Linked DNA regions of Homo sapiens: regions 2, 3 and 4 are each linked to region 1. The links are chromatin contacts, found by Hi-C or POLR2A ChIA-PET in ENCODE. All regions are on one chromosome and are shown on one strand. Each heading gives the region's core, a stretch centred on a gene start or an enhancer-like site at or near the end of the contact. The rest is flanking DNA. Distances are from core to core; before and after follow the strand shown. Region 1 holds the start of NFU1 (NFU1 iron-sulfur cluster scaffold). Region 2 holds the start of SNRPG (small nuclear ribonucleoprotein polypeptide G). Region 3 holds the start of C2orf42 (chromosome 2 open reading frame 42). Region 4 holds the start of TIA1 (TIA1 cytotoxic granule associated RNA binding protein).

Region 1 (6,606 bases), core at 590-3,089:
TTCTTAGATGCTATTGGAGAGATAAAAGGATTGGCACCGAGGATTCAAGAGAACAATGGAATCAACACTGAATGGGAATCAAATAATCTGTGAAGTCCTGACTGCCACTCCCCACACTAGCTCCAGTGTTGATCACAGTAAGAGCTGTCACCACTTTATTTTGAGATGGAAATAATCTCGCTTTTCTCACTCTGTCACCCAGGCTGAAGTGCAGTGGCGTGATCTTGGCTCACTGCAACCTCCACCTCCCTGGTTCAAGCAATTCCCCTGCCTCAGCCTCCCAACTCGCTGGGATTACAGGCACACACCACCACGCCCAGCTTTTTTTTTTTTTTTTTTAGTTTCACCATGTTGGCCAGACTGGTCTCGAACTCCTGACCTCAGCCAATCCGCCCAGCTTGACCTCTCAAAGTGCTGGGATTACAGGCGTGAGCCACCACGCCCGGCACACCACTTTAAATTACATGAATCTATTACAGCACTCATGACTGTCATTATTTGTTAATATATTTTTCTTGCTAGACTGCATACTCATTAAGGGGAGAAACTATCTTCATTTCTAGCTGCTAGCACAATGGCCTCAGTTCTTCATCTCTACAATGAGATTAGTTTCACAGCTACCTCATAAATAATCCAGAGAATCCATGTAAAGTGCTTAAACCAGTGCCAGGCCATGCAGTAAGTGCTCAATAAATGGCAGCTGCTACCATTATTTAATTGGTGCCCAATAATTACTAATTGAGTGCAGTTCAAGGTTTGGGGTAAAAATGCCTTTTTCTATAGCTCAGTATCTAAATCTGTGAATACTCTGGAATTTGGAAATGCACTAGAAGAATAATATTCTCGTCCCTTCAGCCCAGGGAAAAGGCAGCAGAATGAATAAAGAGGAAGCACATTCCAACATACAGGTTTAAAGTCTTGTTTTTTTAAAGTAAGAGTGGATTACATTATTCAAGGAAGACATCTACTCAAACACAGGAGGTAACTAACAAAAAATTCTACCAACTTAAATCTTTTTAGGATATACATTTAAACTTCAAGAGCACCATTAACACTACAATGTCTAATACTCTAGAGGGCAAACTCTCCGTAGGCCATTTTCTCCAGACGTAAAATTAAGGTACACCTACATAAATGTCCTCTTAGCAATGTTCACAGAAGTCTTTGAAAGGTGAAACTCAAAGGTAGGGCTCAGGGAGGCGGAAAAAACAAGGGAACAGAGTGGGCTTAATGGTGGTGGGTGCAGGGAATCTAGGGGTCCTGGTTCTCGTCGGAATTCCATCACTTAGAAACTGTGTAACCTTGGACATGTCACCTCCTCTTTCAGGGCCTTACTGGGAAAATGAGGAAACGAGACAAGGTATTTTCTTCCCTTCTGTGTGACATTCTGATTCTGCGTTTAGAAGAGGAGGGAATGCACCCGGTAGAGGGCCTGGGGGCGGGAGAGGCACACGATTTTAAAACAGCTCCTCCGTTCTGGCTCTACAGCCAGTCTCTACAAGCTTCCGTACCGCAGAGACTCAAGAACTGGGTCTCTGAGCCTGAGAGGAAGCTCCAGAGAGTCCGCCCGGATTAGGCCACAGAAGCGCCGAGCTCCCGCACAGACAGCCTCAGGGCTCACCCCCAACTACGGCGACAGGGCGGACCCGCCGGCTCCATCAGATGCACTACCCACCCGCCTCGAGAGAGGGTCTGCAAGGCGGCGACCGCTCCGCTGGCTAAGCCCAGCGGCACACCTATTCGGAGCTCCAGGCTCGTCACCTACCGCCTGCGCAGCCCGGCGGCAACAGCCGCAGCTCCCCAGCCCCGCCTGGCCGTCGCCGCCATCTTAGTCCGGAGTGCCTAAGGGTCTCCCTGACAGAACCACGAAAGATCTGCGCAGCCGCAGGCTGGCCGGTAGCTGGGCGGGCACTGGGAAGAGCCCACCCTACCGGCTGCGGGCGGTCCTGCTGCGGATAAGTGCGGTGGCCTACGCGCCGAGGTTTGCAGGCTACTGCGTCACCCTGACCAAGAGAGGCCGGGGAACCTTTCCCGTTTGCGCCAACGCTTGGTTAATTCACGCAGCACTGTGAACGCATGCGTGTTTCCGTACTTTGTTTTCCCTGTTGGCTAGGTTTTTAGCTGGTGCTGGTGCTGCCTTGCGAATGCTGTTTCCAGCCCCTAAACCTGACCCATTCCCTCCTCTAGGACCCTACTCAGCCTCCAGGCCCAGCTCAGTGACTGCCCCCAAAGACTCCCTGGAGCATTCCTTCTAAAAGGTTCTCGCATTTCTCCTGCCCTTTTCCCATGGGTCTGATGTGGAACTGTGTCTAACCCTTCCTCATAGCTGTGCTTGTCAGCTGCCACTTGGTCATCTTGGACCAACCCGCACAGAGGATGTATCTGGTACAGTGCTGCCCTTCTCCGATTAACATGAGACTTGACTAGTTTCCAGGGCAGAGTGCCAAAGCCCATTACCTATTCTTCCAGAACCTTCCTGGAGTATTCCGTTTTCTCTAGGACAACGGTTCTCAAAGTGCGGACTAGGGGCCAAAAAAAAGCAGGAGAACACGTTAGAAATGCACGTTAGAACATGTTAGAAATCCTGGGCCCCACTTTATACTTACTGAGGCACAATCTCTGTAGGTGGGGACTAGAAATCTTTGTTACTTGCTTTTTTTTTTTTTCTTTTTCCAGAGACAGGGTCTATCTCTGTTGCCCAGGCTGGAGAGCAGGAGTGCGATCATAGCTCACCAAAACCAACTCCTGGGCTCAAGTGATTCATCCTCCAGCCTCAGCCTCCCAAAGCACTGGGATTACAGGTGTGAGCCACGGTGCCTGGCTTTTATTAGCAGTAGTAGTAGTAGTATTTTTGTAGAGAAGAGGTCTCCCTGTGTTGCCTGGGCTGCTCTTGAACTCTGCTGGCCTCAAGTGATCCCTCTCACCTGGGCCTCCAAAAGCTCTTAGGTTACCTCACCCTGCCTAGTAGTGTTTTAACAAACCCTTCCCAGGATTCTGATGCCAGCTAAAATTTGAGAATCACTGTTCTGGAAGACAGAGGACTGGTTTCCAGAATGGAAACAGCACACCTGTTGTTGAACAGGTTGAGGCCACACCCAAGACAACCCTAGTAATTTCTATGGCCCACAGACACATCTAAGAGGGTGGGTGGGTTTCAGGCCTGCAGCTCGCCCGGGCCCGCACACTGAGTGGGCTGTGCCTCCTACGAGTTTGGTTCATTCCCAATGCTGCGTACTTGCTTTTAACTACTAGTGATCTTCCCCCATCCAACCCCCCACCCAGTGATCTTCCCCCATCCAACCCCCCACCCACCCCCCCACACACACCCATTCTAGACCGCAAGGCAGTCCAAGGCTCTGTTTTTGACCCTCAATCAAAAATAAAATGTGGCTCTTCCACCTTGGAACAATCGTTCTTCTCAGACTTCAATTTTTCCCTCTCTGATGGATTCCTTATCATAAGAAAAATCCTGCCTTGCCCCAAATCCTCTTCCACACTCTTTTCTTCCCTTCAGAACCAAGTGGCTTAAAAAAATGGTCTGCACTCTTAGTCTCTAGTTTTTCACTTCCCACTCCTCAAACCCCTGAAACGAGGCTTCTATGTCCCACCATTCTTAGGGCCTGCTCTAGTCAAACCACCCACAGCCTCTGTGCTACTGTGTCCGGAATTGGTGGGTTCTTGGTCTCGCTAACTTCAAGAATGAAGCCATGGACCCTTGTGGTGAGTGTTACAGTTCTTAAAGATGGTGTGTCCAGAGTCTGTTCCTTCAGATGGTCAGATGTGTCCGGAGTTTGTTTCTTCTGGTGGGTTCGTGGTCTCACTGACTTCAGGAGTGAAGCTGCAGACCTTTGCGATGGGTGTTACAGTTCATAAAGACAGCACGGGCCCAAAGAGTGAGCCACATCAAGATTTACTACAAAGAGCAAAAGAACAAAGCTTTCATAACATGGAAGGGGACCCAAGCAGGTTGCCACTGCTGCCTCAGGCACCCTGCTTTTATTCCCTTATCTGACCCCACCCACATCCTGCTGATTGGCCCATTTTACAGAGAGCTGATTGGTCCATTTTACAGAGTACTGATTGGTTTGTTTTACAGAGAGCTGATTGGTCCGTTTTGACAGGGTGCTGATTGGTGCGTTTACAATCCCTGAGCTAGACATAGAGTGCTGATTGGTGTATTTACAATCCTCTAGCTAGAGTAAAAGTTCTCCAAGTCCCCACTAGGTTAGCTAGACACAGAGCACTGATTGGTGCATTTACAAACCTTGAGCTAGACACAGGGTGCTGATTGGTGTATTTACAATCCTTTAGCCAGACATAAAAGTTCTCCAAGTTCCCACCAGATTAGCTAGATACAGAGTGCTGATTGGTGCATCCATAAACCCCAAGCTAGACACAGAGTGCTGATTGATACATATACAATCCTCTGGCTAGACATAAAAGTTCTCCAAGTCCCCACCTGACTCAGGAGCCCAGCTGGCTTCGCCTAGTGGATCCCATGCCAGGGCCATGAGCAGAGCTGCCTGCCAGTCCTGCACCACAAGCCTGCACTAGAAAAAGTATCAGGCCCAGAGAGGCATTTAAAATGTAGCAGCAGTAATATCTCATTCGCCCTTGAGCTAAGTAACAACTTCTTGAAGTCACTTGCTATGTATACACTAGACTAATGTCAAGAAGCCGTTAACATGCCATATACCCTATAGTTCAACAGTGCATGGCCAGTCACTAACAATGTTATTTCTGTAAACCAATGAGAATACCTGCTGAGCATGGTGGCTCACACCTGTAATCCCAACACTCTGGGAGGCCAAGGTGGGCAAATTGCTTGAGCCCAGGAGTTTGAGACCATGCTGGGAAACATGGAGGGTTTACAAGCATGAGCCACTAACCCTGGCAGAATAAAAACATGTTATCTGAGGAAGGTGAGCCCCTTTAAATTATGAGGCCCATTGACTAGCCTAAAAAAGAAAAGTATCAGGGCCGGGTGCTGTGGCTCACGCCTCTAATCCCAGCACTTGGGAGTCTCTACAAACAAACCATGTCTCCACAAAAAATTAGCCAGATGTCATGGCATATGCCTGTAGTGCCAGCTATTTGGGAGGCTGAGATGAGAGAATCACCTGAGCCTGGGAAGTTGAGGCTGCAATGAGCCGTGATTGCACCACTGCACTCCAGCCTGGGTGACAGCATGAGACCCTGTCTCAAGAAAAAAAAAAAGTCAAATGAGAATACCTGATGAGCAACTTTTGTAATTGTTCCTCTCCCCTGATTTGTCTCTTTTTCTTTAAAAAGTTGAGCCTCTCCTTTTTTCCCAGAGCACTCTCCAAGGCAACCTGCAATATGGCCAGGGCTACAGTCCTCAACCTTGGCCCAAATAAATTCTCTATATTAATTTTGCCTCAGCTTCTTTCTTTTAGGTCAATATTTGCCTACAGTACTGTTTAATTAGGTTTCCTGTTACTCACAGATGATCAAAATCCTGTGTGGAGTAATATTAAGATGAACAAAACAATTCCTGGTCTCAGGGAGCTCCTGGAGAAGATTTGTAAATCAACAAAGGCACTAAGGGAATAGAACGCTATGTGGGGGAGAGGAAGCATTGTCAAATGTGAAATGGTGTTTAACTTTCTTTGGGTTATATTTATATGAATGAGTTATTAATGTGTGTTTCAAAATTGTGTGAGATTCCTGTAATTCTGGTATGTCTTAGTATATGACATCAGTAATAATTATGATTATTATGTTACATCGTTGTGTGCCACAGAAATAACCAAATTTCCTTGTCAATTGTGTCTTTAACCATGGCTGTTCTTTTTTTTTTTTTTTTAATACTTTAAGTTTTAGGGTACATGTGCACAATGTGCAGGTTAGTTACATATGTATACATGTGCCATGCTGGTGTGCTGCACCCACTAACTCGTCATCTAGCATTAGGTTAACCATGGCTGTTCTAAGAGTTTTGTCATCCACAGACAATTGTTGTTTTATTTTGATTCTTCTCAAAAAGTAGTTTATAATCAGCTGCAGTCCAAAATTTTCTTCTTTAAGGAAATTCATGGAAAGGACTCTAACAAATACTCTTGAATACAAGTTTCCGATAACTTTGGAGATCATAGCATTGGACTATGAAAATGCTTTCCAGGACTCTAATTAAAAAGCTGATGTATTCATGAGGATTGCTAACCCAACATCAAAAAGAACAAGAGTTAATTAATGGGACTAAACCAATAGAATATTAAAGTAATTTTTGTATGTGTGTGAAGTAATTTTTAATGACTGTTTTTTGTTTGAAACATTGCTGATAATTTTTGTTTTGTTTTTACAGAGTCAAGAAAACTTTTTTCTGTTGAGCTATTTATAGCTTACAACAAGTTGGGTAAAATATACCTTTCTGATCAAAATTTGAAGCATATTCTTTCTCTCTAAATTTCCCCAGAATTTGGAAACTATTTGTGAGATTCTTTTTTTTTTTTTTTTTTTTTTTTTTTTTTTGAGACAAGGTCTCACTCTGTTGCCCAGGCAGGATTGCAGTGGTGCAATCTCAGCTCACTGCAGCCTCAACTTCCCAGGCTAAACTGATCCTTCCACCTCAGCCTCCCAAGCAAG
Region 2 (6,352 bases), core at 1,003-3,502, 860 kb after region 1:
GGGGGCAGTCGAATAAGCAGTAGGATGTTTAGCAGCACCCTGGTGTCTACTCACTAGAAGCCGGTAGCACCAGATTCCCTACTCCCCATTTAAGAACACCTGAGTTATGCTACACCAGAAGGAGGGCATAATGGTGTAAAAGAAGATGCTATCTGTGAGAAAGCAGAGGAAGAAAAAATTTTTAAGTCATTTTGGCGGCAGATCTGACCGGATTTCACAATTCATGAAACCTACGAGGAAGAGAAAGGTATTAAAACTAGCTTCCTTCTCTGAAATTTTCAAAAACTATGTTATGAATCAGAAAGAAAATCTTAGATTACAAGTAGAGAATGGTCTTTTTGTTAAAAAAAAAAAAATCACCATTTCACCAGTCCCTGATGAATCCAGAGGATACTTACATCACCAAAAATAACTTTCAGATAAAAAGAGTAATTTTCACAATAATTTCTGAGTAACTTCTATTTTTTTTTTTTTTTTTGAGACGGAGTCTCGCTCTGTTGCCCAGGCTGGAGTGCAGTGGCGCGATCTCGGCTCACTGCAAGCTCCGCCTCCCGGGTTCACGCCATTCTCCTGCCTCAGCCTCCCGAGTAGCTGGGACTACAAGCGCCCGCCACCAAGCCCACGTAATTTTTTGTATTTTTATAGACACGGGGTTTCACCGTTTTAGCCATGATGATCTCCATCTCCTGACCTCGTGATCCGCCCGCCTCGGCCTCCCAAAGTGCTGGGATTACAGGCGTGAGCCACCGCGTTGGGCTTATGTTTTAATAATTAATTCCTTAACAGACCTAACTAAAATATACATAGAAGTAGTTTTCATACAAAAGATGGCTTTGATACAAATGGACCTTTAAATGCAAAAATATTATTATTTTTTGAAACAGAGTTTCGGTCTTGTTACCCAGGCTGGAGGGCAATGGCGCGATCTTGACTCACTGCAACCTCCGCTTCCCGGGTTCAAGCGATTCTCCTGCCTCAACCTCCGGAATAGCTGAGACTACAGGCGCACACCACCTGCCTGGCTAATTTTTTGTATTTTTAGTAGAGACGGGGGTTTCACCATGTTGGCCAGGCTGGTCTCGAACTCCTGACCTCAGGTGATCCTCCCGCCTCAGCCTCCCAAAGTGCTGGGATTACAGGCGTGAGCCACTGTGCCCGGCCGCAAAATTATTAAATAGGAACTTTACCTTTTGTCTGACTTCCATGGGCCTGGTAATAAATGAACTAACTATACACAAAGCCAACCACATGCTACGCCAGAAAAAACTGATCCCTGTAAAAATTTTGCATCCTTTGTGCAATCCAACTAATACATGTAGAATTCCAGCATCAGGAAGTATAAGCAAAACAGAAACGTAGTCAGGAAACACATAACCTGTTAAGTCCACTCAAAAAGTATTTGAGGAATTCAAAGCTTTACGTTGAGTCCTACCTAAAGTAAGGCTCTCCTACTTAAAGTTGTTTGACTTTACTGGGTGTGTAGAAAAAACTTCAAAAAATTAGCCTTCTCTGACTAGAAAAAATTAATGTTCTTAAAAAAAAAGAAAAATGAATGTTCTTATATAGTTTCAACATCAGAGCAAGATAACACATGACATTCAAGCTTAACGTAAAAGAAGGCAAGAAAAAGGAATGAGGTTTCTAAGTAAAAGCTCAAACACCTACAAACACATTTGCTAAGACTAAAGTGGCTTTCGGATTCTGATGCCTCACGTAGTTTTAAAAACACTTCCTTCCCTTCCAGCCCCTCCTTAGTTCCTTCAGAGAATTTCCCCCTCTAGCCGTCTATCTAGAACATGATACTATTCGAGATGTTCAACAAAAGGTAGCACTGGAGATCTTCAAGGAACGAGGGACAGCGCCGGGTGACCAGGGGCCAGACCGCGGGACCTGGAGACTAGTCGGCCGGAAGGAGGTGCCGTGGCTGCCGGCTGTAACCACACCGACGCGCGAGCTCTGCGCGGGCTTCACGTCTCATGCGCGGGAGCCTGGCCGGGATCCCGGCGACCTCGGACCGGAAGAAGAAATGAAGTGAAGCGGCTCAAGACATTCGGCTAACGGAGAGGGAACCAAGGGACTCGCAGGACGCAAATAACTGACCACTTCGGTTTGGCTCTCACACATACTTACTTTTTCAACTCGGGAGGGTGAGCTTTGCTCATGGTGTATACTCCGCGGGCTCACAGATGCCTTGGAACGCAACGCACGGCTTTCCTCACGCTCCCGCTGTAGGCCCGGCGTCTTGCGTCTGGCGTCATCGACCTCGTTAGCCAATGGATTGTTGGCAGTTTTTACATTTCACCTCGCGATATCTCAGCGCCTCGGTCATCGTTGAGCTTCCGGTTATGTCCTCAGCGATTGGCCAGGACGGAGGGGTGCGTCCTCTAGGCACCTTTCTGAATTCCGTTTTCCTTGTACAAAATTGAGATAACGGGTATTCCACCGGTGGGTATCCCTGCTCTTTTTCTTTTCTTTTTGAGACGGAGTCTAGCTCTGTCGCCCAGGCTGGAGTGCAGTGGCGCGATCTCGGCTCACTGCAAGCTCCGCCTCCCGGCCTCACGCCATTCTCCTGCCTCAGCCACCCGAATAGCTGGGACTACAGGCGCCCGCCACCATGCCCGGCTAATTTTGTGTATTTTTTAGTAGAGACGGGGTTTCGCCGTGTTAGCCAGGATGGTCTCGATCTCCTGACCTCGTTATCCGCCCGCCTCGGCCTCCCAAAGTGCTAGGATTACAGGCGTGAGCTACCGCGCCCAGCCGGTTATCCCTGCTCTTGTCTATGGAACAGCCAAAATAAATAAAAATAAATAAATAAATAAAAAAAGCCGGGCGCCGTAAATCCCAGAACTTTGGATCTCTTGAGCCCAGGAGTTCGAGACCAGCCTGTGCAACATAGCGAGACCCCTTCTCTATTTAAAAAATAAAATTGAGATATTGAGATAACGGTCCCGTCTCTAGCTCCTGGGCAAACCCGGCCAATCCCGCATGTCTGTGGATCGTATCGCTTATTTTCTTCATATATACCAATATACCAAATGATAATGATCCCTGGAGGAATGGGCCTCTCTCTATATATGTATATTTTTTTGAGACGGAGTCTTGCTCTGTCGCCCAGGCTGGAGTGCAGTGGCGCGATCTCGGCTCACTGCAAGCTCTGCCTCCCGGGTTCACGCCATTCTCCTGCCTCAGCCTCCCGAGTAGCTGGGACAACAGGTGCCCGCCACCACGCCGGGCTGATTTTTTGTATTTTTAGTAGACACCGTATTTCACTGTGTTAGCCAGGATGGTCTTGATCTCCTGACCTCGTGATCCGCTGGCCTCGGCCTCCCAAAGTGCTGGGATTACAGGCGTGAGCCCCCGCTCCCGGCTGGGCCTCTATATTTTTTTGGCAGGTAACCCTACAGCATACTGTCAGACCAAGTAGGGTTCCCGTAACATGTAAATTAGCAGCCTCTGAACCATTGTAGAGTAAGGTGACTGGGTCTGTCTCCAAGAATTTGAATCTATTTCTGACTGAGGGGTCTTGCAAAAAAAATTTTTTTTGAGATGAGTTCTTGCTCTGTCGCCTAGGCTGGGGAGCATGGTGTGATCATGGCTCACTGCAACCTCGAACTCCTGGCCTCAAGCAATCCTTCCACCTCAGCCTCCTGAGTTGTTGAGACTACAGGCGCACGCCACTGCACCCAGCTAATTTTTTTTTGTAGAGACGAGGTCTTGCTTTGTTGCCCAGGCTGTTCTCAAATTCCTGGCCTCAAGAGATCTGCCTGCCTCCGGCTCCCAAAGTGCTGAGATTACAGGGGTTAGCCAGCATGCCTGGGAATTCTGAAATTTTTCAAACACTACCTCCAGAACTCACTGATGTGCTATTGCCCCTGTATATAAAATGTGAAGTGCAGCACACAAACATTTTCTAATATAAGGTGTTCTTTTTTCATGTCAAGATGTGTAAAAAGTGGTCTCGGACTTGTTCCCAGTTGTTACCCCAAAATTATAGAAGACTAAACCAAAATAGAATACCTTGTGTTTAAATAGGGGATAGTTCTCAAAAATTCAGTTAATTCCTGATATTCTGGAATGGCTCTATATAAATATCAATGATAGTAAAGACTTAAACTCATCACATATTTTGCACTCTCTTAGTACTCAAAATCCTAGACACTGAATTTTTTCTAGCAGGGTCATAGCTTTGTACCTTTACTACCACTTGCTATTAGTGTTTAGTTGAAGCTAGAGACCTGACATAGATAATGAATTTCTCTTTTTAGCCTCATAGACAGTTTCTTTTCTACATTAATGAACTTCAAGTCACAATGTCCTAGTCTCCTCTCAAAGTTTTTCCCATTTACAGTGAACCAGTTCTGCATCTGAACCATAACAACTAATTTCCACTCTTCTGGACATTTTAACTCATTTAACCTGTTAAAAGGAGAAGCATCCTGAGAAAGTTACATATTCACCACCCAGATATAAGGAAAGAAGACTCAATAGTGGGGAGAAAATTAAACCTTATTTATTTTTAAAGTCAAACCACTAGGAAAATATATCACAGCCTGGAAACAGCAAACGGACAGGCTATATTATAATTTCAAGTAATAAGTTGGTGAAAATTCAACGAAGTTGCTATCAAAACAATAAGGTGCCATGCTGGGGCAGGAACACTGCCAGCTGCACAAGCCCCAGGCAAAAATGGTATTTGGTAATGGGGGCTGTCTCTCCTTTGCTCTAAGGGAGTCAGCTCATCCTAGCCCAAGTTGCTTACTTTTTCTCCCTTGAATTTCCTGTTGCCAGGGGTTTGTCTCAATTGGGCTCTGTTAATTCAGGGGGCTAAGTAGGCAATGCTAGGTGTAGGCTTTCATTCCATATGTTCTAATAAAACCAGGTTTTCCCAAATCCAGTACTTCATTTACTCTGTTGTAATCAAGTAGCCAACTGCTCCTCTTTTACTGTTCATTCCTAGATACTAGTATATATCACAATCAAAACCCCCTTCTCTTCAAGGGGAAAGTGTTACTGCAAGATTGTCCTGTCATTTTGTTACACACAGCCTCAGGGGCCATCAGCCAGTAATTCTGCTTCCCATAATTAGTGTGTCATCACCTCTCATGTTTCTGCACAGTCTCCAGGCTGAAAGATGCAGCATGTAATAATTTTAAGAAATGTACATCCACATCTTGATGACCAGAAATGGGGATCCACAAGGAACATTTCAAAGTTCTTATCCAAACTAGTCTACCTCCCAGTTCCACATCTTAAAATCAACTTGTATGCCCTTGTATAAATTACCCCAAATCAAGAAAACAAAGACCCAGAAAACTTTCTTTCCCTTCTAAGTTAGTGACCTCATTGATTTTGTTTCACAGCTTATGGAAGATGGTGGGGTGACACTTTTGGTAAACAGGATGTTGGCAACAAAGAGAAAATATCTCTCCTCAGACTCCACCAACTCTAACCTGCCAGCCTGTTAGTACCTGTGTAGTAAGAAGAGTCTGGTACCTTGGAGGGCTCTGGCTTGTTACAGGGGAAAGCCTTACTGCCAGGACAAGCACTGGCCACAGGAAATAATAAGCTCTAAAACTCTCCTGTAATATCTCTGACTCGATTTAGCACCACTTTTTTCCATTTCATTTTTTAGGGACTGAAACATAAAATAACCAGTGTCCAGAGGCAAGTGACATATGCCTTACGCTTGTGGCCATCCTTCATTTCTTCATTCGTAAACTTTGCTTAAAAGACTAAAATTCCCAATTCCTTATAAAAAATATATTCTTGCCCTCAGCCCTGATGGCCACTGGCAAATACTTTTATTTTCCAATTGATAAGAGAGCCTCCTTCATCTTCTTGGTCATAGTTGGGATGAGGTGCATGTGGTCATCCACACACTTGGTCACACAACTGTCCAGCTGCTGCTTCACCTGAAGCTCCTTACTCCCAGCATCTATTGAATCTTTGGCTTTGTCGTTGCAATGCATGGTGCACCGGGCCAGGCGGTCCTGTGGCAAGAAGGAAGAACGTAGAAAAAGCTGAGAGTAAGGCCTCCATTTACTGCGTGCTCATTATGTGTTAGGCCCTGTGCTACAGGTTTAATATGTATTATCTTGGTCAATTAAAGGGACATGGTAGTGTGATTGGCCAAGTTTTTTTTTTTTTTTTTTTTTTTGAGCAGAGTCTCACTCTGTTGCCCAGGCTGGAGCGCTGCGCTGCAGTGGCACAATTATGGCTTACTGCAGCCTCAACGTCCCAGGCTCACGCTATCTTTCCACCTCTGCTCTCAAGTAGCTAGGACCACAGGCACACGCCACCACTCTTGGCTAATACTTTCTTAAAAATTATTTTTGTAGAGATGGGATCTCCC
Region 3 (6,634 bases), core at 870-3,369, 750 kb after region 1:
CAGCAATTACACTACTAAGAATTTATTTTACAGACTGACTCCCACATGTGTGAAATGAGGGAAATTATAAGGCAACTCAATGAAGAATATTTGTAGCAGCAAAATATAAGAAACAACCTGATGTCCCTCAAGAAGATACTGGTGTAATTAATTATGGTATGCCTACAAAATGGAATACTTCCCAGAAAATAAAATATTTTTACAGCTGTTTAAAAAAAAATGGCATGGCCGGGCACGGTGGCTCACACCTGTAATCCCAGCACTTTGGGAGGCGAGGCAGGCGGATCACCTGAGGTCGGGAGTTCCTGACCAGCCTGAACAACATGGAGAAACCCTATCTCTACTAAAAATACAAAATTAGCCGGGCGTGGTGACGTATGCCTGTAATCCCAGCTACTCCGGAGGCTGAGGCAGGAGGATCGCTTGAACCCGGGAGCCAGAGGTTGCGGTGAGCCAAGATCGTGCCATTGCACTCCAGCCTGGGGAACAAGAGAGAAACTCCATCTCAAAAAAAAAAAAAAAAAAAAAAAAAAATGGGCCGGGCGCGGTGGCTCACGCCTGTAATCCCAGCACTTTGGGAGGCCGAGGCGGGCAGATCACAAGGTCAGGAGATCGAGACCATCCTGGCTAACACAGTGAAACCCTGTCTCTACTAAAAATACAAAAAATTAGCTGGGCGAGGTGGCGGGCGCCTGTAGTCCCAGCTACTAGGGAGGCTGAGGCAGGAGAATGGCGTGAACCCTGGGGGGTGGAGCCTGCAGTGAGCCGAGATCGTGCCACTGCACTCCAGCCTGGGCGACAGCGAGACTCCGTCTCAAAAAAAAAAAAAAAAAAATGGCCTGAGTAGCTGGACGTGGTGGCTCACGCCTGTAATCCCAGCACTTTGGGAGGCTGAGGCGGGAGGATCACTGAGCTCAGGAGTTCAAGACCAGCCTGGGCAACATAGTGAGACCCTGTCTCTTAAAAAAAAAAAAAGATACACTGTGGAGTGAAAAAAGTGCAGCACTTTGTAATATGCTATTCTTGGTTTTACTCTTTTAAAAGAAAAAAAAAAAGACGAGAGATACACATATGTATCTATCTAGACACACACACATACAATGTCTATTGCATCAGAAGAAACGACATGGGATTTGGGAAACAGAAGTTAGGAGGGAGACTTACATCTCACTGTTTGGCAGTATTTGAATTTTAAAACATGTACTAGTATTACTTCCTAGAGACTCTATATCGAAAGCATATACAAACAATTAACACAACTTGTAAAGAACGTGGATTTGAAACCTGAAAGATCTGCTGGGTATTCTCTTCTCAGCAAGTTTACAAATCAGCCTCCTCGGCGGGAGAGTGTCAAGGGACTGGTGTTGGAAGCGTTAACCCGCGATGGGTTTCCATCCAACCACTACCCAGACCTAAATGTTTGGTGGATTCTGTTTCATGCTTGTGAGGCACAGTTAGGGGAAAAGAACAAATGATCATTACGGATAAATAATAAAACTAGCTGAGTACACTGCGTGTTAAATCCTTTCTATGCATGTACTGCCCACACGATCCTGTGAGGTAGATACTATGTTACCCATCTTAGAGATGAGGAAACTGTTACTCAGATTTGACGGAAGCGTCACAGCCAGCAGGTAACTCACAAACGTGGGTTTGTAGTCGGCTGGATGGCTTGCCAAACCACAAGTGGGAGGATGGAGCACATCAGCCCTCAACGGCCTCGGAACAGCGGAGGAAGACCGCCGGGGCCCTGCAGTCAACGGAGCGGCCGCCCGACTCCGGGACGCTCACCTCCCGGCCGGCTTCCGGGATGGGTCTGCAGCGACACACACATATCCCCTGGGACCTGCTTCCCGGCATCCTCCCCGCGCGAGCGCTCACTTCCGGTCCCAAGTAGGCCCAGGCAGAAGCATCACCTCGCCGGCAGCCGCTCCTTGGACATGCTTTCCGCTGGGAACCCGAGCTCTACACCCCTGCCCCACCGCCGCCCCGGTCCTTGCTCAGCACTACCCCCTTACCTGCCCTGCGCACCCCCCGCGAGCCCCGGGGCCCTTAGCTGACGACCGCCCTCACCTCTTCTCTCTTCGCCTGCCGCGGCCTTTTACAAACGGGGCCAAACTGTTCGCTGTAACGACAATCGTTATTGGTCAGAGCCGCCCACGCGCGGCAAGTGGCCGCCCACCTGAGCTCGCGTTGTCTTATGGGAGTTTTAGTTCTCTCCTTCAGAGACCGCTGAGACACTGGGGGAATGCGGTGGTAGAACATACGCCGACCTAGCGGCTGTAAAGCTCAGGCTCTGCCTTGGAGTTGGAGTGCTTCTGGCCTATCTTACTGGGCGCTCACCTCCAAGGCTCGTCTTGACTCCCTTCTGGCCTGAGAGAGTCCTATTTCTGAATAGACTTTTGCTGGTAATTGATGCAAAAATGACTTGAGTTGCTGGACGTGGTGGCTCACGCTTGTAATCCCAGCACTTTGGGAGGCTGAGGCGGAGGATCTCTTGAGGCTAGGAGTTCGAGACCAGCCTGAGCGACATAGCGAGACCCTGTCCTTACAAAAAATGAAAATTAAAAAAAAAATCGCCCGAGATTTTCTACATTATTAGCAGATGTCAGCTGCGAATTTGGAGTTTGTTTGGAGGTTCTTGCCCACCTGAGTATTCACCTCTATCACATGTATGTTTATGACAAGTTAACTTTTTCTCCCTTAAGTACACTTTGAACTACACTTGAACGTTTTCTCTTAAAATGAGATAAAAAAGAGCTTCCTGTATATCTTAGTTCTGGTCCTTGGAATCACGGAATAAATCTAAATGCTCATCGTTCATGATTGAAGATAGCTCCCGAGTGCAATGTGTTCATGGTGAGGCCACTGTGTTGGAAAACCCTGGAATGAGGTTTTCTGCTCTCCTGACCCTAGTCTGGCTACTTACTAGTGGTAGCAGGTTAATTTACTATTGGGAAACCTTAGTCAACTATTTATAAGAGAAGTGGAACGTTCCGGCCGGGCGTCGTGGCTCACGGCTGTAATCCCAGCACTTTGGGAGGCCGAGGCGGGCGGATCACAAGGTCAAGAGATCGAGACCATCCTGGCCAACATGGTGAAACCCTGTCTCTCTACTAATACAAAAAAAAAAAGTTAGCTGGGCGTGGTAGCGCGTGCGGGTAGTCCCAGCTACTCGGGGCACTAAGGCAGGAGAATCGCTTGAACCTGGGAGGCTGAGGTTGCAGTGAGCTGAGATCGCGCCACTGCACTCCAGCCTGGCGACAGAGCGACTCCGTCTAAAAAATAAATAAATAAAATAAAAAAAGAGAAATGGAACATTCCAGGACTAATGTTTGTAGTATTAGTTCTTAAACTGGAAAGAGAGGGAGAGGGACACAATTTTTCCAGAAGACTTTTTAGTTTTCTTTCCATTTATTATGTAAACTAAAAATAAAATCCCATGCCCCACAGCCAACTGAATGAACCCTCACCCCTTGGCCAAGGGGATGTTAAACTGAATTCTGAATTCTCCTGGGTGGAAAGGGAGGTCGGACATGCCTCCTTATACTCCCTCTTTTGGAGTTTAGGCACAACTGACCACCATTAATGTTAAAAGAGAAATTATAAGAATGGCAGAACAGACTCTCTGTAGCAATAGAATACCAAATAATAAACAAGACCAAAGGCCATGCAAGGCAAGAATTAAGCCACACCCTACAAACCATAACATCTTTTTAAATGAGTTTTTAAATTAACCCTGTATCGTGTGGCTTACTTTCCAGCCTGAATCAGGTATAGCACCACATGATAAAAAGCAGATGCCCCACCCTTATAATGTAAGCATTCCTTTGTACTGACTTCGAGTCCTTAGACAAAGCTTAACTCTATTTTTTTTTTTTTTTTTTTTTTTTTGAGAAGGAGTCTCCCTCTGTTGCCCAAGCTGGAGTGCAGTGGCATGATCTCAGCTCACTACAACCTCCGCCTCTGGGATTCAAGTGATTCTCCCACCTGAGCCTCCCGCGTAGCTGAGATTACAGGTGCATGCCACCACACCCGGCTAATTTTTGTATGTTTCAGAGAGATGGGGTTTCACCATTTTGGTCAGGCTGGTCTCGAACTCCTGACCTGAAATGATCCACCTGCCTGGGCCTCCCAAAGTGCTGGGATTACGGCAGTGAGCCATGGCGCTCTACCAAAGCTGAACTCCTTCAACCAATTGCCAACTAAAGAATCCCTAGGCGGGACACGATGGCTCACCGCATCTGGCCTTTTTCCTTTTTCCTTTTTTTTTTTTTGAGACAGAGTCTCGCTCTGTTGCCCAGGCTGGAGTGCAGTGGCGCAATCTCGGCTCACTGCAAGCTCCACCTCCCGGGTTCACACCATTCTCCTGCCTCAGCCTCCCCAGTAGCTGGGATTACAGGCACCCGCCACCGCACCCGGCTAATTTTTGTATTTTTAGTAGAGACAGGGTTTCACCATTTTGGCCAGGCTGGTCTTGAGCTCCTGACCTCATGATCCACCCACCCTGGCCTCCCAAAGTGCTGGCATTACAGGTGTGAGCCACTGCACCCGGCTCCGCCCCCCCCCTTTTTTTTTTTTTTTTTAATTTTTGAGACAGGGTCTTACTCTGCTGCCCAGGCTGGAGTGCAGTGGCGTGATCTGCAGTCTCAATTTCTCAAGCTCAATTGATCCTCCCTCCTAAGCCTCCTGGGTAGCTGAGACTACAGGAGCTCGCCACCATGCCCAGCTAATTTTTGTATTTTTTGTAGAGATTGGGGGTGGTGGTGGGTCTCTCTGTGTTGCTCAGGCAGTGGTCTTGAACTGGCCCCAGGCAATCCTCCCACCTCAGCCTCCCAAAGTTGCTGGGATTACAGGCATGAGACACCATGCTCGGCTAAAGCCATTTTCAATGAAAAGAATTTGGCCAGATATACAGTGGCTCACACCTGTAATCCCAGCACTTTGGGAGGCCGAGGTGGGCGGATCACCTAGGTCAGGAGTTTGAGACCAGCCTGGTCAACGTGGCAAAACTCCCTCTCTACTAAAAATACAAAAATTAGTGGGGTGTGGTGGTGGGCGCCTGTGATCCCAGCTACCTGGGAAGCTGAGGCAGGAGGATCGCTTGAACCTGGGAGGCAGAGGTTGCAGTGAGCTGAGATGGCACCACTGCACTCCTGCCTGGACAACAGAGTAAGACTCCATCTCAAAAAAAAAAAAAAAAAAAAAAAGGGCGGGCACGGTGGCTCACGCCTGTAATCCCAGCACTTTTGGAGGCCGAGGCGGGTGGATCATGAGGTCAGGAGATCGAGACCATCCTGGCTAACACGGTGAAACCCCGTCTCTACTAAAAATACAAAAAAATTAGCCAGTCGTGGTGGCGGGCGCCTGTAGTCCCAGCTATTGGGGAGGCTGAGGCAGAAGAATCGCCTGAACCCGGGAGGCAGAGGTTGCAGTGAGCCAAGATCGCACCACTGCACTCCAGCCTGGGTGACAGAGTGAGACTTCGTCTCAAAAAAAAAAAAAAGAAAAAAAAAGAATTTATATGCTATTTGCACATTAGAGCAGATATTCATAGTTCTTTGATTTTTGCCAACTGACAATAATTATTTTTTAACTTCTCTCATCCTTCTAGCCCCTGTTATCATTTCTTTTTCTTTTTCTTTTTCTTTTTTTTTTTTGAGACGGAGTTTCGCTCATTGTTGCCCAGGCTGGAGTGCAATGGCGCGATCTCAGCTCACCTTAAACTCTGCCTCCCAGGTTCAAGCGATTCTCCTACCTCAGCCTCCCGAATAGCTGGGATTACAGGCATGCGCCACCACGCCCGGCTAATTTTGTATTTTTAGTAGAGATGGGGTTTCTCCATGTTGGTCAGGCTGTCCTCAAACTCCTGACCTCTGGGATTCACCCGAATCAACCTCCCAAAGAGCTGGGATTACAGGTGTGAGACACCGCTCCTGGTGCCCTGTTGTCATTTTAATCCAATATTTTTTTCTTTTAAAAAATTTTTTGGAGTATTGGTACATGCCTGTAATCTCAATTATTTGGGAAGCTGATGCAGGAGTATTGCTTGAGCTCAGAAGTTTAAGAGTTTGAGGCCAGCCTGGGCAACATAGCAAGACCCCTTCTCTTAAAAATAAAGTATTGATACATAATAGATGTACATATTTTGGGGGTACATGTAATAATTTAATAAATTCATATAATCTGTAAAGATCAAATCAGTGTAACTGGGATATCCATCACCCTAAATATTTGTCTTTATGTTAGAAACATTGAATTATTCTCTTCTATTTTGAAATGTACAACAGATTATTATTGTAAGCTATAGTCACCCTATGATCTATCAAACATGATGTCTTATTTCTTCTACTAAACTGTATACTTGTACTCATTAATCAACCTTTCTTCATCCCTTCCTGACCCCCTTAAATCACTATTTTTTTTTTTTTAGATGGAGTTTCGCTCTTTTGCCCAGGCTGGAGTGAAGTGGTGCAATCTCGGCTCACTGCAACCTCCGCCCCCCAGGTTCAAGCGGTTCTCCTGCCTCAGCCTCCCAAGTAGCAGGGATTATAGGCACCCACAACCACACCTGGCTAATTTTTTTTTTTTTTTTTTTTTTTTTTTGAGAGGGAGTCTTGCTCTGTCACCCAGG
Region 4 (6,413 bases), core at 2,781-5,280, 810 kb after region 1:
GGCTGAGGCAGGCGGATCGCGAGGTCAGGAGATCGAGACCATCCTGGCTAACACGGTGAAACTGTGTCTCTACTACAAATACAAAAAATTAGCCAGGCGTGGTGGCGGGTGCCTGCAGTCCCAGCTACTCCGGAGGCTGAGGCAGGAGAATGGCGTGAACCTGGAAGGCAGAGCTTGCAGTGAGCCAAGATTGGGCCACTGCATTCCAGCCTGGGTGACAGAGCGAGACTCTGTCTCAAAAAAAAAAAAAAAAAAAAAAAGATAGGTCTGATTCTCAATACAAGAGATTTTATTTCATACAAATTACAAGGCCAATACTATTTGGAGAGTGGAGTAGACAACAAGAATGAAAGATGAGCATGGAGCAGAAGAAAGGCAAGGCCCTCATTAGTATATAGCAATTAATTGGGCTCCGTCTTGCTCTGTCATCCAGGCTGGAGTGCAGTGGCGTGATCTCGGCTCACTGCAACCTCCACCTCCCGGGCGATTCTCCTTCCTGAGCCTCCGGAGTCCCGAGTAGCTGAGGCTACTGGCATGTGTCACCACACCTAGCTAATTTTTGTATTTTTAGTAGAGATGGGGTTTCACCATGTTGCCCAGGTTGGTCTCAAACTTCTGACCTCAGGTGATCCACTCACCTCGGCTTCCCAAAGTGCTGGGATTACAGGTGTGAGCCACCATGCCTGGCCAGCTGCAGGCTTTTAAAGATGGTCTATAATTTACAGATCTGCATCTTAGCAAATGGGAAAGCCGCACAATAACAGTATAGTTATCTCAAAAGAGAACACTCATGCATTTGAGAGTAAACCACACAAAGGATATTAAGGTGTCTGGATTTGAGGGAATTAACTTTCATCAACTAACACCAGCAATGTTTTTCTAGTCTAGTGTGTAGCTTTTAGTTCACAAGTTGAATATTTTTAAAGTAACCAAGGCCAATTCAGACTCACTATACACGTATTTTTATTTTTTTACTGTGGAAAATTTCAAATTTATATATGGAGAAGAGTAGTATACATCACCCATATGCTCACTACAAATGTTTGAACTTATTAACTGTACCTTGAATACTCCTCAAAATAATCTTGCAGTATAAACTTTCGGGAAGTTTGTCTCAGAATATGATTCCAAAGTATTGGTGACAAGAAATCAAATACTGGTATTCTCTAACTTAACATGGAGATGCCGAACACTCAGATGTAGCAAATGAAGGAATTTCCAGTGAGCCATTTAGGTATGTGGGTGATAAAAATTCAGACTCTATTTTATCCTCAAGAAAGAGTAAAATCTTAATTCACTGCTTGAAATTCTACCAGATTTTTTTTTTTTTTTTTTTTTTTTTTGAGATGGAGCCTCCCTCCTGTTGCACAGGCTGGAGTGCAATGGCGCAACCTCGGCTCACTGCAACCTCCACCTCCCGGGTTCAAGCGATTCTCCTTCCTCAGCCTCCCGAGTAGCTGGGATTACAGGCATGCGCCACCATGCTCAGTTAATTTTTGTATTTGTAGTAGAGACAGGGTTTCGCCATGTTGGCCAGGCTGGTCTTGAACTCCTGCCCTCAAGTGATCCACCCTCCTCAGCCCCCCAAAGTGTTAGGATTATAGGCGTGAGCCACTGTGCCCAGCCAATTATACCAGTTTCTTAAACAAATGTATTGATTACTTACCATGGACCACACTAAGAACATATATTGAGAGGCTGTGTTTTTAATGTGCTAAGAACTCTGCTAAGAACATATATTAAAAGCCTCTGACTTCCAGGGTCATTAAAGCAAAAATCTTACATTAAAATTAAAAACACTATTAGGAAAACTTAGGGATTAGTACCCTCATGTTTGGTCAAGGTTTGCCTGACTAGAAAAATGGGAGTTTGGGTTGAGGGAGGTAGAAACAAGAGAAGACTTTTACAGTATGACTACTTTGAGGAAGAGTTTCTTGGATGGGGTGTATTAGTGAGGGATACAAGGCAAAATAAGTAATAAATGTAATAGTTAAAAGTTGAGGACAGGCCAGGCGCAGTGGCTCACACCTGTAATCCCAGCACTCTGGGAGGCCGAGGTGTGCGGATCACCTGAGGTCAGGAGTTCGAGACCAGCTTGGCCGACATGGTGAAACCCCATCTCTACTAAAAATACAAAAATTAGCCGGGCATGGTGGTGCCCGCATGTAGTGCCAGCTACTTGGGAGGGTGAGGCAGGAGAATCATTTAAACCCAGGAGGTGGAGGTTGCAGTGAGCCGAAATCGCATCACTGCACTCTAGCCTTGCAGCCTGGGTGACAAAGTGAGACTCCATCTCAAAAAATTAAAAAGTAAAAACAAAATTAAAAAGTTAAAAAGTTAAGTGGTCAGATACTTCTGCAGTTTCTAAAATTAAACATTTTCAAACTAATACTGAGAATATTAAGTTTACATTATAAAACACGAGCAGTGCCTTAACCCAAAATGCTGATGACTGTCATAGCTAAGAGGCAAGAGGGAAGAGATTCCACCAACACCGTGAGGCTAGTAGTTTTTTAGGGAGTATTCATCTACAGATACAATCTTTCCTAAAACAAAGGTCATGCACTAATTGCTACGTCCTACTGAAAAGATACTTTCTGAGCCTCAGGAATAGAGAAAAGAAATTTCAAGGTTACTAACAGATTAACTGACAATCTATTAAGAAAACAAGTGTAACCACATTTCCAATATAGACAAGAAATAGCAACTTAAAAGTGGAAAAATTTTGGAGGTAAAAAAACAATTACATCGTACTTCAGAGCAACTTTATTAGAGAGCTGCAAAGAGAAACCTAAAATTGCATTTTTAATGCATGGAGCTCTCAAACTGCCAGTATTCCAAGAATATAAACAAAAAGCTATGTCATCCAAGAAAAACAAAAAGCTATGTCAAGAACTCATTGAGCTTTTCTTCTTCCGAGAAATGCCAACAAAGGCAGGATCAACTCATCCGATAATACCTCGAAAAACAAAGAACGCAGTTGGGGAAGCCACACGACAAAGAAAATATCCACGCTCCGGTAATTTAACGCTATCTCTAAAAATTCTCTGTAAATATGTTAGGGCATTTACAGCCCGCTCGTTCAACACCATGTCAATCACAACAGTAGTAAACGACTATAAAAATAATATTAAATCCATTTCCCCTCAATTGATATATTCCTTCTGGGTGAGATTTCCAAATCCTTGGGGTGTCTGGTTAGGCTTTTTGGTCGGTGGGTGCTACAGAAGGAAAGCCAGAGGTTAAAGAAAAATGCTTGGCTTTTTTCCAATTGGCAACTGCAAGAATAAAGTTTACTGCACTGAAAATGAGTACAAGCACCCTCGAGGAGGAAAAAAAATCTTATCACCGAGAAGAAAATGAAAGGAAGAATTTCAGTAGGAAATCAAAAGTAAAATTAAAGGGAGACGGCTGTAAAGATAAGAAGAGGTTAATCAAAAAGGGGGAGAAGCGGGAAAAGGAAAGAAAGCATAGGACAAAAGGAAGGTTCGACGAGTTCTAAAAAGAGGTCTGAATTAAAGTCTTTTCTCCAGGTCTAAGACCACAGAGGGCCCGTGGCGAGAGCAAAGGTCATGCAATGGTGTTGCTAAAGTGAAGGGATTAATTGAGAGGGTTGAGCCCCGTCTCCCTTCACCTCGTCCTCACAGATTGGGTCTTGGTTGTAAGCATCCAGGTGCATGCTAAGGAAACAAAAACCACGATATCGCGGTGTCCACGGAGAACAATAGGCTGGGAGCGGCGCAGGGCCGAGGCCTTCCCTCCGGGACGACCACCATCCCGCCTCCCTCATCGCTGCCCCAGACTCACAGAGTCTTGGGCATCTCGTCCTCCATGGCTGCTGCTGTCGCGGCGGCGCCTCCAGGTCCAGCTCCCTGCCCTTCACTACCTCCCAAATCGTTTAAGCGGTTATGGCTACAGGATAGTGGGGTTTCTCGGCTGACCAGAGGTTACTCCGCCTCCTCCTCCGGCGGCAATTACACTAAACCGCCCGGCCCAGCGGGAACAATGAAACCCCAATACAAGATGGCGGCGAGCCGGGAGCCTAGGAGCAGCCAGCAAAGTTACCCGGGCCGCGCAGGCGCAGAATAATCTTGCACTCTCAACCTCCGGGCCGCCCGGCTACACCTTAATCCATAGGTTCACTTGTTGCGCAGCCGCTCTTCCACCCGACGCGAGGGACGCCTCAGACTGCGCAGGCGCAAGTATTAACTACTTCACGATTTGCGTGAACTTTTTTGTCTTCTGGCTGCGGATTCGAGTGTTTCGACCGCGAATTATGAGGGAGTGGAAACCTTCAGGGACAGTAAAAAGCCTAAATCTTTCCTCTTTTGGAAAGATATATAAAGACTCTTCAAGCTATCTGGTTTTTAGCGAGCGAGAAGCAAAACGCCTATGCGCCGCCCGGGAATCGAACCCGGGTCGCAAGAATGGGAATCTTGCATGATACCACTACACCAGCGGCGCTGTTGACATGCCCAGCCGCCACAGTATTTTAGGAGGAAATAGAAGCAGACGTTCTCTCATGTGAAAAGAATTGTCATGTATTATTTATTCATTTAAAAGTAAAAGTTTATTGACAGTCTGTAATCTTCTGTTTTCCAATAACATAAATAATTTATCTTTTCTCATCCCAAACATAGGAATGGATGTTTCAACTTTCTCTGTACAGAAAAAAAATTTCAATTTAAAATGTTTACTTAAGAAATAAGAAAAAAGAAAAAAAGTTTTACTTAAAAAAGTAAGGATTTTATTAAGAATTTGCGTCGTTGGTGCTAGCCAGATTTTTCAGCGCGGGGAGGATATTTCCAGATGCCAGATTTTTATTTATATTTGCATTTCTTCCGTGTATTGATTGCACATTGAAAAGCATTTAAGAAATAGCTGTTTAGGCCGGGGGCAGTGGCTCACGCCTGTTATTCCAGCACTTTGGATGGCTGAGGCGGGCGGATCACCTGAGATCAGGAGTTCGAGACCAGCCTGACCAACATGGCGAAACCCTGTCTCTACTAAAAATACAAAAATTAGCTGGATGTGGTGGTGGGGGCCCGTAATCCCAACTACTCAGGAGGCTGAGGCAGGAGAATCCTTGAATCTGGGAGGTGGAGATTGCAGTGAGCCGAGATCTTGCCATTGCACTCCAGCCTGGGCAACAGAACGAGGATCCGTCTCAAAAAACAAACAAAGAAACAAACAAAAAACCCCAGCTATTTAATGCAAATTGGTCACAAGAATCTTAAAAGTAAACAAGTCAAAAGATACATAAACTTCAGTCCAACTTTAGGAGGCAGAGAAATTAGAGCTCTGAAATGTGATTCAGTATACTCTGTATGCATTTCACATTGCTTATTATATATATATGTCACTAAAGTAATCCTATGTCTAGGAATCTATCCTACAGAAATAAAACAATTAATTTATAAAGATTTATGTGCCAAGATACAACTGCAGCATTGTTTACAGTAGAAAAAAATGGAGTAACCTGAATATCCATCAATGCCACTTATGGTAATTTATTCAATTTACACCAAATACATGTGGAACTTTTTCTTTTTCTTTCTTTCTTTTTTTTTTTTGAGACAGTCTCGCTCTATCTCCCAGGCTGGAGTGCAGTGACACAATCTTGGCTCACTGCAACCTCTGCCTCCCAGGTTCAAGCGATTCTCCTGCCTCAGCCTCCCTAGTAGCTGGGATTACAGACGTGCGCCACCACCTAAATTAGCCTAACTAATTTTTGTATTTTAGTAGAGACAGGGTTTTGCCATGTTGGCCAGGCTGGTCTTGAACTCCTGACCTCAGGTGATCTGCCTGCCTTAGCCTCCCAAAGTGCTGAGATAACAGACGTGAGCCGCTGCCCCCAGATGGAACATTCATTTTATGGACTATTTTGCAGTTATTGAAAAGCTATTAATCAGATCTGTAGTGTTGAACTGGAAAATATCTATGATGTAAGTTTATTTAAGTTGTAGAAATATTTTTTAAACATAGGAGAATTTACACATCGAAAAACGTGATGTCGGCTGAGCGGGGCGGCTCACGCCTGTAATCCCAGTCTTTGGGAGACCGAGGCAGGCAGATCACTAGAGCTCAGGAGTTCAAGACCAGCGTGGCCAACATGGAGAAACCCCGTCTCTACTTTAAAATACAAAAATTAGCCAGATGTGGCGGCACATGTCTGTAATCCCGGCTACTCGGGAGGCTGAGGTAGGAGGAGAATCACTTGAACCCGGGAGTCGGAGGTTGCAGTGAGCCCCTGGGCCACAGAGCAAGACTCCTCAAAAACAAAACAAAACACCAAAAAAACAAAAACGTGATGTCCTCTTTAAAGTAGTTTCTTCAGACTGTATACATTCTGGATTTTTCATTTTTGGAATTGTCTTTAGAGTCTCTGACACATTCTTCAGATTATTTTCAAA

What was found. Hi-C counts contacts between places; a loop is a spot of excess contacts on that map. ChIA-PET counts read pairs that join two places held with the same protein, here RNA polymerase II (POLR2A). Pooled maps may share reads with other maps.
Region 2: a loop to region 1 is called in a map of sigmoid colon, with 7 times the contacts of the local background. The contact joins the promoter of SNRPG here to the promoter of NFU1 in region 1. A Hi-C loop is called at or near these places in 3 of 168 maps with a recorded cell type or tissue (B cell, naive thymus-derived CD4-positive, alpha-beta T cell and sigmoid colon), 4 of 37 single-sample maps with no recorded cell type and 11 of 50 pooled maps. POLR2A ChIA-PET finds 5 or more read pairs at or near these places in 11 of 52 experiments (CD4-positive, alpha-beta T cell, CD4-positive, alpha-beta memory T cell, GM10248 and 8 more).
Region 3: a map of naive thymus-derived CD4-positive, alpha-beta T cell shows a loop between it and region 1 (6-fold over the local background). The contact joins the promoter of C2orf42 here to the promoter of NFU1 in region 1. A Hi-C loop is called at or near these places in 2 of 168 maps with a recorded cell type or tissue (both naive thymus-derived CD4-positive, alpha-beta T cell) and 14 of 50 pooled maps. POLR2A ChIA-PET finds 5 or more read pairs at or near these places in 6 of 52 experiments (CD4-positive, alpha-beta T cell, GM12878, activated B cell and 3 more).
Region 4: a loop to region 1 is called in a map of naive thymus-derived CD4-positive, alpha-beta T cell, with 8 times the contacts of the local background. The contact joins the promoter of TIA1 here to the promoter of NFU1 in region 1. A Hi-C loop is called at or near these places in 2 of 168 maps with a recorded cell type or tissue (both naive thymus-derived CD4-positive, alpha-beta T cell) and 14 of 50 pooled maps. POLR2A ChIA-PET finds 5 or more read pairs at or near these places in 7 of 52 experiments (CD4-positive, alpha-beta T cell, CD4-positive, alpha-beta memory T cell, OCI-LY7 and 4 more).

What each region holds. Positions count from the first base shown.
Region 1 is chr2:69,435,596-69,442,201 of GRCh38, forward strand. It overlaps NFU1 (NFU1 iron-sulfur cluster scaffold), which reads right to left and starts at 1,840. Exons shown (of 8, transcript NM_001002755.4): 1 at 1,766-1,840. The coding sequence starts at 1,827. RefSeq lists an enhancer at 1,696-1,845.
Region 2 is chr2:70,291,488-70,297,839 of GRCh38, forward strand. SNRPG (small nuclear ribonucleoprotein polypeptide G) reads right to left here and starts at 2,253. Exons shown (of 4, transcript NM_003096.4): 1 at 2,131-2,253. The coding sequence starts at 2,162. LOC124906023 (a long non-coding RNA gene) reads left to right here and starts at 2,415. Exons shown (of 2, transcript XR_007086880.1): 1 at 2,415-2,445; 2 at 3,571-4,527. It overlaps FAM136A (family with sequence similarity 136 member A), which reads right to left. Exons shown (of 3, transcript NM_001329752.2): 3 at 4,489-5,990. The coding sequence ends at 5,802. RefSeq lists enhancers at 1,011-1,918, 1,935-2,414.
Region 3 is chr2:70,188,900-70,195,533 of GRCh38, forward strand. It overlaps C2orf42 (chromosome 2 open reading frame 42), which reads right to left and starts at 2,120. Exons shown (of 10, transcript NM_017880.3): 1 at 2,074-2,120. RefSeq lists enhancers at 1,519-1,628, 1,719-1,768, 1,982-2,567, 2,359-2,418, 2,439-2,528.
Region 4 is chr2:70,244,598-70,251,010 of GRCh38, forward strand. It overlaps TIA1 (TIA1 cytotoxic granule associated RNA binding protein), which reads right to left and starts at 4,031. Exons shown (of 13, transcript NM_022173.4): 1 at 3,808-4,031. The coding sequence starts at 3,833. It overlaps TRG-CCC2-1 (tRNA-Gly (anticodon CCC) 2-1), which reads right to left and starts at 4,464; the gene lies at 4,394-4,464. RefSeq lists enhancers at 2,797-3,612, 3,613-4,427.